Linked DNA regions of Homo sapiens: region 2 is linked to region 1. Evidence: chromatin contacts called from ENCODE Hi-C or POLR2A ChIA-PET data. All regions are on one chromosome and are shown on one strand. Each heading gives the region's core, a stretch centred on a gene start or an enhancer-like site at or near the end of the contact. The rest is flanking DNA. Distances are from core to core; before and after follow the strand shown.

The links. Hi-C counts contacts between places; a loop is a spot of excess contacts on that map. ChIA-PET counts read pairs that join two places held with the same protein, here RNA polymerase II (POLR2A). Pooled maps may share reads with other maps.
Region 2: a loop to region 1 is called in a map of naive thymus-derived CD4-positive, alpha-beta T cell, with 3 times the contacts of the local background. The contact joins two enhancer-like sites. A Hi-C loop is called at or near these places in 2 of 168 maps with a recorded cell type or tissue (CD4-positive, alpha-beta memory T cell and naive thymus-derived CD4-positive, alpha-beta T cell) and 7 of 50 pooled maps. POLR2A ChIA-PET finds 5 or more read pairs at or near these places in 6 of 52 experiments (CD4-positive, alpha-beta memory T cell, IMR-90, activated CD4-positive, alpha-beta T cell and 2 more).

The regions. Positions count from the first base shown.
Region 1 is chr6:45,581,354-45,587,883 of GRCh38, reverse strand. No RefSeq gene overlaps it. Among named protein-coding and RNA genes, the nearest start is that of RUNX2-AS1, 7.8 kb to the right of the region's middle. Within about 2 kb of position 1,608, at least 4 of the 41 ENCODE cell types and tissues checked have a DNase peak (open chromatin) inside an H3K27ac peak, as active enhancers do.
Region 2 is chr6:45,672,524-45,679,714 of GRCh38, reverse strand. No RefSeq gene overlaps it. Among named protein-coding and RNA genes, the nearest start is that of RUNX2-AS1, 99 kb to the right of the region's middle. RefSeq lists enhancers at 1,764-1,883, 1,894-1,953. Within about 2 kb of position 2,059, at least 10 of the 41 ENCODE cell types and tissues checked have a DNase peak (open chromatin) inside an H3K27ac peak, as active enhancers do.

The DNA.
Region 1 (6,530 bases), core at 359-2,858:
TGGGGTAGGGTGTGGCAGGGTGAGAGTGGGGGTGGGGGGCCTCTCCATCTGTCACTGATGGTGTGTTCCACGCTTTTCATAACTGAGACTTCTGCAGGCCTGCTACGTGTGCACCTGGCATGTCCTGACACCACACCACTGCCCCACTGACTATCCAGCACACAGGCACTGCCCACGAAGTAAGCTATCATTTCCTTAAAAATCCCTAAACTTCCTCATATCTTTCTACAGAGTCTCACTGAGGCTCTAAGCCCATAATCTCTCCTGTAAATATATTGGCAGGAAGCAGCCCTGGCTCTGTCCTCTCTCTCCTTAAGTGGCATTTGTGCCCTCCAAGCTATCCTGGTAGGTTTAAGATGGCCTCCAGGATCTGGCAGATGGTATTGGATGGAATTCATTATTCTAGGGCACACCTATTGGTTCAATAACATCTGAAGAACTGTGGAATGATCTGAGCATCAAAGGTTTCGGGTCTTGGCTTGTCCCTCTTATCACCACCACCATCATCTCTGCTAAGTCATTCCATTGTTATCATAACTTCTTAGCTCCCCAGTGATTTACTAACTATGCCATTTTGCAGGTATAAAATGAGCTGGACAATATATACTCTTTGTCCACATCCATGGAGTGCTGGGAATAAGTTTTTGAGAGCCTTGTCAAAAGACTCTAGGTAGTCAAATCCTCCTTAGCTAATGTTTGTGCAGGAATAAGAAATGCTAACTCTTACTAGCTGGGTTCAACTTTTTCCCCACTGACTTGCCTTCTAAATGCAGTGAGTCATCCAATACCTTCAATAACTACAGCAGTGGCTCTCGATCACCTGGGAGCTTAGAGCACATACCTACACGTGGACCCCACCCCAGAGAAACTGAATCAGAATTTCCCTATCTATCTGCTGTGCCAAGAGTGTCATGTTCTGCTCTCTGAGACCAAGTAGAACACTTGGGTGGGGGTGAAGGAGCGGGGTGGAGAACCTGTCCTCTGACCCCACCTTTCTCTAACCACATCTAAGTGAAAAACCACAAAACCAAGTAAACAGGCAACTGAGGGTTGATACAGTGATTGAAAAGGGGCGGGGGTGTGGGGTAATGAGGATGGATAAAGACAAGAGACCACATCACATTAACAGAGTCTTTCTCAAATTCAGACCTCACACTCCATGGTGGAAGGGATCTTCGGGTGCCAGGGTCAAGTTGCTGACACTGCCCTGGGAAGGACTGTACCCTGCCAGTGTCCAGGCTGGAGGGGCTGAGCTCAGCTAACTAGAGGCTTCAGCACCCTTTCCTCCCTGCACCCTCCAGGGGGCCCTCCCGCCCCTCCCTGGTGGCCCCCCCAGCCTCGCACACGCTCTTCATTATCACCACCGTTGCCTGTGCTTCTCGGGTGTTCCACCCATCTCTGGTCTCCGCCCTGAGTGAGGGGATTAACTTCCTGCAATGCCACAGCTGCAGCAGGCTGTTTCTGCAACGGGCAGCAGGGGGGCCACATGGCCCAGGAGGATGTGTATCCAACAACTAAGGGTGCTGAATACTCATTCTGGGGGAACTTGGGGTGGGAGAGTTTGCTCTCTGGGGCATTTCTGAGAAAGGGGGAAATTGGCATTTGGAGGCCTTGTCTGACACCTTCACCATAGTTACCAAAAAACAGAAAGAACGTTGCTGCCATCTCCATTATCCTCCTGAAGTGGCTTCTCTTTCCCCATGCGGTTCCTCTTTGCTTCCTCCCCATAATAAGAAATGCCTTTTATTGAATGCTGGCCATGTACCAAGTGCATTCATGTGCTCTCTTCAGTAATATTCTGTTTGTAGATGAAGAAACTGGGGCCGACGGAAACGAGACTCAGCTTGTTAGTAAAGTCAGAGGTGGTGCTCAAAGGGCCTGACCATCATTAACCAAATCCATCAGAACTCAGAGCCATGTGGGCAATTCTGATGGGAGCAGCATAAGCAAGAGTTGGGAGCACCCACAGGCTTTGGATCAAACAGTTACTTAGCTCTTCAGTTTCCAACCTCATCTGTAAAAGAGGACAACAGCACCTACTTCATAGGGTTGTTTGAGGAAATAACACAGGAGGGACATTTAAGACCAAGTCAGGTGTAGCATGGGAGCTTCATAAAGTAGCCATTTTATTATTAATCTCATTGTTAGTTTTAGAAATATAACTGCCAAACATTTACTCACTCATTCAGTAAATATTGATAGAGGGCCCTGTACCCATCACTAAGGTACATCTGTGAACCAAAAATCAAGCGTTACTATCAGTTGATGGGTTCATTCTCACCCCAGTTGGAAAGCCCACTGTGGAAAGCAGGTCACCATTGGAAGGTTGCCTGGAAATTCTGGGATTGTCAGAGGACAAGGACGAGTGTTTTGAGATGAAGTGGCCACCTCTCTTCCAGCATCCTTGAATACTGGAACCAAGGCTCAGGATGGTCTGTCCCATGAACAGGAGGGTTGTGGGGAGGAGAAGAGACCAATCCTTATTAAGCACCTTCAGGTAAGATTCCTGAAACTCCTGATACAGCAAATGCTTGTAGGAGGCACTTGAGATGCTCTCAGAGGCCATGAAGTCAAAGCATTCAATAGCACAGACTGACACGTAAGAGAAGATATAGTCCTGTGCTGAAGAACTCCAGGTCTGGAGTCAAATTTCTTCGCTTCCCATTGTCTACACCCCTAGCTAGCTTGGGTGCTCTGAGCAAGTGGTTTATTCTCTCAGACTTGATGTCCTCAGCTAGAAAACAAATGGAAATGATAGAATCACTGGTCTCATAAAATCTGGAGGTGTCAATGGGAGGATATGTAAAAAGAGACTCAACAAATTTTACCCATTACTATGATCTGTCAGTCTTTCTTACTACTCCAAGAAGAAAGTCTGGGTGTGCTGGTGAGTCCAACACTTTCTAATCTTCCCTTTAACAGGAAAGGAGCAATCCTCAGGCCCACAGCCTTCTACAGGTAAGATAACCTCGTTAGGACTTCATGACATTGCTTTATTTTCATGGTGTGCGGGGGGGAGACAGGATGATTGTCTTCTAATTATGGCAAGTGATACTGGTTTTTTTCTGATAATGATAGAAAGCTTCCTTTTAAAATAAACATTTCAATAAAAACAAATCAACTTCAATACAAATGTTAAAGAAATAATAGAGCAGGTGGATACAGCAAACATCTTAACTGTGGCATCCAAATGACTGAAGTTTGGGAAACAATGACAGAACAGCCCCCATGCCACTGCTTTTGGCCTCCAGTTAGAGATGAGAGGCTCCAAAAGCCATGCTTTGAGCCTCATTCTAACTATCTCTAACATCACTGTCCTTTCCTAATATGTCCCATCAACAGAAATATGCCTTTGCTTCCAAGCCACTCCAAAGAGACCACTGCACTTCAGCCATTTCCTCCTTCGTGTACCAGTGCTGTACATTTCACCCCCTGCACTCCAGGCTGAGGGATATGGCCCAGTCCCCTGACAGGATCAAGTTGCTTCTTGAGTCTTCTTAGAAACACAACTATACCCTGTTTCTAGGTGTGGTCTACTTTTGCACATAGCTAACCCCACTCACAGGGTATCAATTCCAACTACTTCCTTCCTCAGGCAGCAATTTTGGCACCTTTTTTGTACCCACTCATGTTCCAACCACACACCCGAGATGAATGAGCATCTCATCAAGTTGGGGAGGCCAAAGCCACTGAAGGATTCTGTTTCTACTGTAGCTCTCATTACTGTTTCTCACATTAGAGCACATGTCACTCTGGGAATGCATCGCTGGATTAAAGAGTATTCTTTCACATAGTCATAATTATGGGTCCTAGAAGTCAGTGAACTAGGGAGTCCAGGGGATATGGATGAGAATAAAAGATGAGAATCATAGAATTTAGATGTACAAGTTCCCTAAAACTACACAGTCCCACTCTTCTGCTTTACCCATGAGGGGAATGAAGCTGGGAGAGGTTAGTTGACCTGCCCAAGGTCACATGCATCCCAGTCAGAAAACTACCATGTTCCCCTTTGGGCTTCTGAACCCAATTTGACCCTGGACCTCACTAAAAATTCTCTCCATGTCTTCTTTCTTCAATGGATAATTTAAAATAGAAATAATAATAAATATAACACCTCATTGTATATGTGTAGCACCTTTCTTCCAATAAGTGGTGTTCTTTCAGCTTGCCCACCCATGCTGCACAGAACGGAAGTGTTTCCACTATGGACTCTGGTGTTGGTTATTGACTGGAGCCCAACTTCTAGCCCACACACATACCACTATCAAAGATATAGCTCAGAGTACAGGCCCATGTCTGTTATTATTAACTACTCAAGGGGTAGTGTTTAAAAACAAAAGACCCTCCCCAACATAATACACATGAAAAATATGTTTAGAAAGCTTAAATCTTAACTATTTTAAAAATTAACTATTTTTGTTTTAATTGGATAGTTATTTGATTCTCCATGGAAGAACAGGCTCTTTTGTGTTGTTAGTAATAGGTTGTACTAATATTGATAGTAGAATAGTGGCAGCAGTAATAGTAACAATCATCATTTATTAAATGTCTACATGGAAGGCATTTATATCCAGTCTTTTATTTAATCCTCACAAAAATCTTAATGATATGTGTTTTTTCACCTTACTGAGGAAATAAATGAAAGTTCAGAGACATAATTTACCCAATATGCAAAAAAGTGAGGTCTTACCTTTTTGACAATAGAGTAGACATGATTTTAAGAAAAATCCCTCACTATACTAGGAAAAATATAAAAAAAATTTTAAATGTATGACAGATCTATCTAGAAAGTAATTCCTTGGGCCCCATGAATGATCAGAATGCCCAAATCCAGAGTCATCATCAAGTGATGGAGTCAGCATTTCCTGCACATGAGAGAAAAAAATCTGAAGCTCAAGGTGAGTGAAATATCAGAATGGAGACCCACAAATAAGCCAATATCATGGAAAGGCAACACTCCATTGACGGAGCTAAAAAAACATCTATCCCACAGAACAAGGTGGAGATACATGACTGGCTTGGTCTTGACTCTGAGTAGAAAAAAAAAAAAAAAACAAAGAAAGAAAAAGAAAAAGTTCCCCCTCCCTATTTCTAACTACAGATGTGTAGGTTTATAACTTTGGGCCTGAATATACACAACAAATGTGGCTAAAATAAAACTCTACAAAGTTAAATTGATTCCAAGTTGGTGATAAATGGAGCCTCAAAGAATTACTACATATTATTAAGTTACAAAGAAAATGAGCTCTGTAGAAAAAAAATCAGTAATAAAAAGTAAATAAACAACTCTGAGTGAAAGTCAGCAGAAACAATAAACTCTACAATCAGACCTTCAAAGACCACAGATACTGGAATTATTCAAATATAGAATATACAATTAGTATGTTTAATAGGTTTATAAATATGAGAGGAGATTGAAACTATGTGAAAGGTAAAAGAGACTATCAAAATTAGCCACATTTGAAAAGTACCAAACAGAAATTTAGAAATTAAAAATGTAATAAATGAAATAATTTAAATAAATAGGGTAAACATTAAAATCAATGAACTTTAATACTGAAGAGATTACACAGAATCTAGTAGTAAAAAAAGCAATGAGAAATGTGAAAAATGGTGAGAAAATGTAAAGAATAATTTGAGAATGTTTTATAGGAAGCAATAAAGAGAATGGGGAGAAGCAATATTAAAAGAGATAATAGCTAAGAATTGTCCAGAGTTAATGAAAGACACCAGTGCACAAATTGAGAAAGCCTAGAGAATACCGAAGAAATCCCTGCCTAGATATACCATAGTGAAGCTGCAGAACAACAAAGACAAAGAGACCTTAAAAGCAATCAGAGAGAACAGGTAGATTGTCTGAAAAAGAATGATCAGGTCATAGCTGAGCTCTCAAGACCAGCAGGGAAAATTGAATGACTTCAGATCAACCAACTAATGTCAAATAGCTATCTAGAATTCTAAACAAAGAAAGCTATCTTTCCTTTAAAAAAAAAAAAAAAGAGGGATGGTCAAAGAAACACAATTTCAAACTATCACAAATTGAGAGACTTTATTAACAGAATATTGTCATTGTAGAAACATCTAAAGGACATTCATTTTAGAAAGAAATCATCCCAGAAGGTAGATCTGCATTGCAAGTGAGTCAATGACAAAGATAAAAGTAAACATGTGGATAAATCTAAACAAACACTTATATGTACCAAACAACAATGTCTAATTTATGAATCTTTAAAAATCAAGAGATAATTAAAATCTGGATAACTTCATGTAAAATTTAGAGATGAATACTTAGATTTCAAGAGTTCTTTGTTTCTTGTATTGTTCAGAAAAAGCTTATATTAATTAGCTTTCAATTAAATTATGTTAAAGTTGCATATTAAAATTTTTAGGGTGGAATAGAGGGGAAAAATGGAATTCAGAGTTGAGTGAATAAAACCAATCAATCCAAAACAAGGAAGCAAAGGAGAAAAAAAAAACATATAGAAAAAAAGGTAAATATTACTATAAAGTACAAAATAAGATGGTAGAAA
Region 2 (7,191 bases), core at 810-3,309, 91 kb before region 1:
CTCTGGGGTCCTGTGCTTATGTGTTCATGGTCTTGTAAGTCACAGCAAAGAGAGAGAAAAACACAGGAGAAAATGAAAATGTCCACAGGAAACAGCCAACTGTACAGAGACAGTGCTTTGGGAAAACCTAAATGGGACTTTATTTCTTTACAGGGGGAAAGAACAAGAATGCAGTCAGCTCAGGTTTATACCAGGATAAAGTGAAATGGGTGGAAAGATGTGTGAGTTCTACCTTAGGTAAGTTGGCACCCCTCAGTTTCCCCAAATGAGCAGGTGGAACTGGGTGAGCCTGCGGTTCCTTCCAGTCTTTATAGTCTGTGTTTGGGGAAAACCAGGAGGCCACCAGCACAGAATATTTGCGTGGGGCCATGTGTGTGTCCTCCCCAAAGGGGAGAAGATAGCAGGGAAGCTCAGCGTCGGGGTGACCAGGAAATAGTGAGAGCTCCCAGCCCAGGAGAGCAGGCCCCTAACAACGAGCCCTTATGAGGGGCAGGTACATGTACACAGTGTGTCCCTGAAATGAGCTGTCAAAAGGAGGGGAAAGAGTACCCTGAGGGTGTGTTTTGGAGAGGAGAGTGGTAGAGAAGGGGGATTCAGAAAACAAACTTTGCTTTGGAACTCCAGAGGAATAAGGACAGGGAATGCCCTCCAAGTACACGTGGACAACATTCACAGCAGATACCCTCAGCTCCCAGATCCAAAGAGGGTAACCATGTCCAACAGGGATGACCAGGTGGCATTTCTAAACCTCATGTGCAGTTCTAAGAGGAGACTCCATTTTTTTTTTTTTTTTTTTTTTTTTTTGAGACGAAGTCTCACTCTATCGCCCAGGCTGGAGTGCAGTGGCATGATCTCGGCTCACTGAAACCTCTGCTGCCTGGGTTCAAGCAATTCTCCTGCTTCAACCTCCCGAGTAGCTGGGATTACAGGTGTCTGCCACCATGCCAGGCTAATTTTTGTATTTTTAGTAGAGATGGGGTTTCACCATCTTGACCAGGCTGGTCTTGAACACCTGACCTCATGATCCACCCGCCTCAGCCTCCCAAAGTGCTAGGATTACAGGTGAGAATCCATTATTATATTTAATATTTCAATGCAGGGACTCAGAGCCCTTAAACTGCTTGGACCTAAAAAACCATTCATGGACCACACATGACCTGATCACTCTTGTTCCCTTCCTGTATCTGTGACACAGACAACAAATGCCATCACTTCTCGGCCACAGGTGGAGACCCTGGCCAAGGATACATGACCAAGGATACACGACAGAGCTACAGATCAGTCCTGAACAGAAATGCAACAGAACAGCCTCTTGTTTCCTCAGCCACACTTCTAGACCGAATTTCCTGCCCTGAAATGCTGTCCACAGCCAGGCCAAGGAGCGGAAAAGAGAAGCCTTTTAAAATTAGCATACTAGCATATGGGGCGGTGGGAGGAGGGGGATGAAAAGAAGGATCTTGGAAGAGCTCCAGCTATTTTATTCCTGTTTTTTCATTCCAGTTTGGAGATCTGGGACACATTGATTCACAACTTTATAGTTCTTATTCAGCATTGATTTATGGGCTGACCAATCTGGGCCTAATCAGTCAGAGAAGGATTGGGGTTTTTTTGTCCAATAATGTTATATTTATGAGTCCATGAAGTGCACCGTGGCTGCAGCCCTGCCTGGAGTCAATAGAACAGAACTTCTAAGATCTCAGAGAAGGGGGTTCCCAGACCATTTTCTGCCCCCATATCATGCTTAAAGCTCCACTGTACATTAGAGGCCCCTGGTGTCATCTCACATTTAAACTCCAAACGGCTTGCCTGTAAATCTTCAACAACTGTGAACAGCTATGACAGTCTCGAATGTCCGTGGTTCTGTGCATCTGTCACTCTTATTTTCTTCTTTCCTTCTCTGACTGTGGAAGTAACTAACCCGCAGCTGGATGCTCACTGGATATTTCACAGCTGCGGAGACCAGGGCAGCGTTTGTTCACTCAGAGAAGCCCAGCCAGGGCTGTGCGGAGTTCAGCGGGTTATCATGTGCTTCCGGCTTGATCTGTGGTTATTCTGGTTCAGTGACTATAAAGAAATGAGCAGCCTGGCTAGACAGGAACTAGTTGAGAAGCCTGTCGTGGAGGGGAGGAAACAGAAATACTCAGATTGCAAGCATCTTTATGTTTTTCTTTGACGGGAAAGACATTTTCCCTGTCACACTCTTGGCAGCTGTCTGTTCTCAGCCTTCAACTCTGGTTAGCCCCAGCCGAGTCATTTATTTGCAGGACACCTCAGGCAACAGTGTCCCTGCCTCCCTGCCCTACCGTGGGTACCAGCAGTAAATGTCCATCACCAGCCTCGGCTCCCTAATTCACCTGACAAAGGATTCCACTGCTTGATTTATCCTGAGGAGAGAAAAATTCAGCAACAGCAAGAAACTTAGAAAAGCCATAGGCATCTGACAGACGAAGGAAGAAAGCTGCCAATTCTGCATTTCAGAGTCTGAGCCTATGAAGCCAACCAGATCTACCTATAAAGAGGGAGTCTTGAATGTCCTAGGAAGACTGCCAACCATTACTGGGTGAACAATCAGACAGGTCATCAAGTCAGGGATTGGCAAACTTTTTCTGGAAAGGGTCACATGGTTAAGTATTTCCAGCTTTGAGGTTACATACAGTCACTGTCACATCTTATTTTTTCACTACGACTTAAAAATGTAGGCTGGGCACGGTGGCTCACGCCTGTAATCCCAGCACTTTGGGAGGCTGAGGCAGGCAGATTACGAGGTCAGGAGATCGAGACCATTCTGGCTAACACAGTGAAACCCCATCTCCACTAAAAATACAAAAAAAAAAAAATTAGCTGGGCGTGGTGGCGGGTGCCTGTAATCCCAGCTACTTGGGAGGCTGAGGCAGGAGAATGGCGTGAACCTGGGAGGTGGAGCTTGCAGTGAGCCAAGATTGCGCCACTGTACTCCAGCCTGGACGACAGAGCGAGACTCCATCTCAAAAAAAAAAAGTAAAAGTCATTCTCAGTTCACAAGCTGTACAAGAGTAAGTCACTGGTCGTGGTTTGCTCACCACCCCTCACCCCAACCCGTGGTTTAGACAAACTAAAATTGTTTTTTATTTTAAATTTTGTATCCACTCCCACTGTGCATACATGCATGTGCATGAGCGTGTGGCCTGACAGCTCCAGGCAGTCCCAACGCGCCACACCTCACCTTCCTAGGGTAGAAGTAACACTGGGTAACTCACTCCAGAGAGCCAAGACGCGCTATAGCAGAAAGAACACAGGCTTCAGGAGACATGAGGATTCCTCCCAGCTCAGTGCTGCATCTGTTCTGTGCCCTGAGCCCGTCTCTTGCCCTTTGTGACCTTCCGAGATCCATTTGCAGGGTGAAGGGGGTCAGGCCAGATGATGTCCAAGCTCCCTCCCAAAAGCGATATTTCCTGTAGGCATCCCAAACCCATTTAGGACCAAATGAGGATGTCAGAGAAAGGAATGGATACAAATGTCTTCTATTTGTTCACTCTAGCTCAAAGCACAGCCAATTTTGAGGTGACCACCCCCCACATCAGAAAACCCCCTTTGGGAACAGAGTGGCTGGCACAAGCTCTGCTCAGAGAGACCTGGGAGGAATGCTTGTCAGCCTGGGGGTGCCAGCCACCCCTGCCATGCTCACCATGGAAACAAGCCGTGCGGCCCACACACCAGGCCAAGAATCTGGGCAGCTTGAAGGAGCCATGCCATTGTGGGCAGACACCGAGGCTCCCAGAAAACAAGCAAAGGCGAGGCCTGGAAGCTGTAGAGGAGACAGGTCATCATGACCTTCCCTCCCGGGCCACTGCCAGACTGGCCAGCAGACAGGTCTTCATCTCCATCCAGGCAGCCCAGGCATCCCTCAGGAAGTAAGAGACGGAGCTCACCGCTGCCAGCGTGGGCCCAGGGACTGCTCCCTCCATCAGCAAGTATTGGGTACCAGCTACACGCCTAGATGGTGTTGGGCATTATAGGGACAGGGTGGACAGGATACCGTGCCTGCTCTGGAAGGAATGGCTGGGTCGGAGAATTAACACCCTCCAGTGACCACGTGGGCAGCAGAAACTGTACCTTGTGCATTTTGAAAGAAGAAGCTGGAGCTGAGAGCCTTGAAAGATGTTCCTGGTGTCTCTCAGCAGGGGCTTTGCACGTGTACTTTATGGAAATGGTTTGAGCCCACGGGGCATCCTGCCAGCCACATCCATGAATGCAAAGGTTAGAGTCACCATGCTTGAGCAAAGGAGTAGTGGAGACCTTGCTTTGTAGGAGGCTTAGTAATAATTTGGTAGCAAGGGGAGGAGCCAAGGTGGCCGAATAGGAACAGCTCCGGTCTACAGCTCCCAGGGTGAGCTGTAGAAGACGGGTGATTTCTGCATTTCCATCTGAGGTACCGGGTGCATCTCACTAGGGAGTGCCAGACAGTGAGTGCAGGCCAGTGGGTGTGCGCACCGTGCGCGAGCCGAAGCAGGGCGAGGCATTGCCTCACCTGGGAAGCGCAAGGGGCCAGGGAGTTCCCTTTCCGAGTCAAAGAAAGGGGTGACGGACGCACCTGGAAAATCGGGTCACTCCCACCCGAATATTGCGCTTTTCAGACCGGCTTAAAAAACGGCGCACCAGGAGACTATATCCCACACCTGGCTCGGAGGGTCCTACGCCCACGGAGTCTCACTGATTGCTAGCACAGCAGTCTGAGATCAAACTGCAAGGCGGCAGCTAGGCTGGGGGAGGGGCGCCCGCCATTGCCCAGGCTTGCTTAGGTAAACAAAGCAGCCGGGAAGTTCGAACTGGGTGGAGCCCACCACAGCTCAAGGAGGCCTGCCTGCCACTGTAGGCCCCACCTCTGGGGGCAGGTCACAGACAAACAAAAAGACAGCAGTAACCTCTGCAGACTTAAATGTCCCTGTCTGACAGCTTTGAAGAGAGCAGTGGTTCTCCCAGCACACAGCTGGAGATCTGAGAACCGGCAGACTGCCTCCTCAAGTGGGTCCCTGACCCCTGACCCCCGAGCAGCCTAACTGGGAGGCACCCCCCAGCAGGGGCACACTGACACCTCACATGGCAGGGTACTCCAACAGACCTGCAGCTGAGGGTGCTGTCTGTTAGAAGGAAAACTAACAAACAGAAAGGACATCCACACCGAAAACTCATCTGTACATCACCATCATCAAAGACCAAAAGTAGATAAAACCACAAAGATGGGGAAAAAACAGAACAGAAAAACTGGAAACTCTAAAACGCAGAGTGTCTCTCCTCCTCCAAAGGAACGCAGTTCCTCACCAGCAACGGAACAAAGCTGGATGGAGAATGATTTTGACGAGCTGAGAGAAGAAGGCTTCAGACGATCAAATTACTCTGAGCTACGGGAGGACATTCAAACCAAAGGCAAAGAAGTTGAAAACTTTGAAAAAAATTTAGAAGAATGTATAACTAGAATAACCAATACAGAGAAGTGCTTAAAGGAGCTGATGGAGCTGAAAACCAAGGCTCGAGAACTACGTGAAGAATGCAGAAGCCTCGGGAGCCGATGCGATCAACTGGAAGAAAGGGTATCAGCAATGGAAGATGAAATGAATGAAATGAAGTGAGAAGGGAAGTTTAGAGAAAAAAGAATAAAAAGAAATGAGCAAAGCCTCCAAGAAATATGGGACTATGTGAAAAGACCAAATCTACGTCTGATTGGTGTACCTGAAAGTGATGGGGAGAATGGAACCAAGTTGGAAAACACTCTGCAGGATATTATCCAGGAGAACTTCCCCAATCTAGCAAGGCAGGCCAACGTTCAGATTCAGGAAATACAGAGAACACCACAAAGATACTCCTCGAGAAGAGCAACTCCAAGACACATAATTGTCAGATTCACCAAAGTTGAAATGAAGGAAAAAATGTTAAGGGCAGCCAGAGAGAAAGGTCGGGTTACCCTCAAAGGAAAGCCCATCAGACTAACAGCGGATCTCTCGGCAGAAACCCTACAAGCCAGAAGAGAGTGGGGGCCAATATTCAACATTCTTAAAGAAAAGAATTTTCAACCCAGAATTTCATATCCAGCCAAACTAAGCTTCATAAGTGAAGGAGAAATAAAATACTTTACATACAAGCAAATGCTGAGAGTTTTTGTCACCACCAGGCCTGCCCTAAAAGAGCTCCTGAAGGAAGCGCTAAACATGGAAAGGAACAACCGGTACCAGCCGCTGCAAAATCATGCCAAAATGTAAAGACCATCGAGACTAGGAAGAAACTGCATCAACTAACGAGCAAAATCACCAGCTAACATCATAATGACAGGATCAAATTCACACATAACATTATTAACTTTAAATGTAAATGGACTAAATTCTCCAATTAAAAGACACAGACTGGCAAATTGGATAAAGAGTCAAGATCCATCAGTGTGCTGTATTCAGGAAACACATCTCACGTGCAGAGACACACATAGGCTCAAAATAAAAGGATGGAGGAAGAACTACCAAGCAAATGGAAAACAAAAAAAGGCAGGGGTTGCAATCCTAGTCTCTGATAAAACAGACTTTAAACCAACAAAGATCAAAAGAGACAAAGAAGGCCATTACATCATGGTAAAGGGATCAATTCAACAAGAAGAGCTAACTATCCTAAATATATATGCACCCAATACAGGAGCACCCAGATTCATAAAGCAAGTCCTGAGTGACCTACAAAGAGACTTAGACTCCCACACATTAATAATGGGAGACTTTAACACCCCACTGTCAACATTAGACAGATCAACGAGACAGAAAGTCAACAAGGATACCCAGGAATTGAACTCAGCTCTGCACCAAGCGGACCTAATAGACATCTACAGAACTCTCCACCCCAAATCAACAGAATATACATTTTTTTCAGGACCACACCACACCTATTCCAAAATTGACCACATACTTGGAAGTAAAGCTCTCCTCAGCAAATGTAAAAGAACAGAAATTATAACAAACTATCTCTCAGACCACAGTGCAATCAAACTAGAACTCAAGATTAAGAATCCCACTCAAAGCCGCTCAACTACATGGAAACTGAACAATCTGCTCCTGAATGACTACTGGGTACATAACGAAATGAAGGCAGAAATAAAGATGTTCTTTGAAACCAATGAGAACAAAGACACAACATACCAGAATCTCTGGGACACATTCAAAGCAGTGTGTAGAGGGAAAT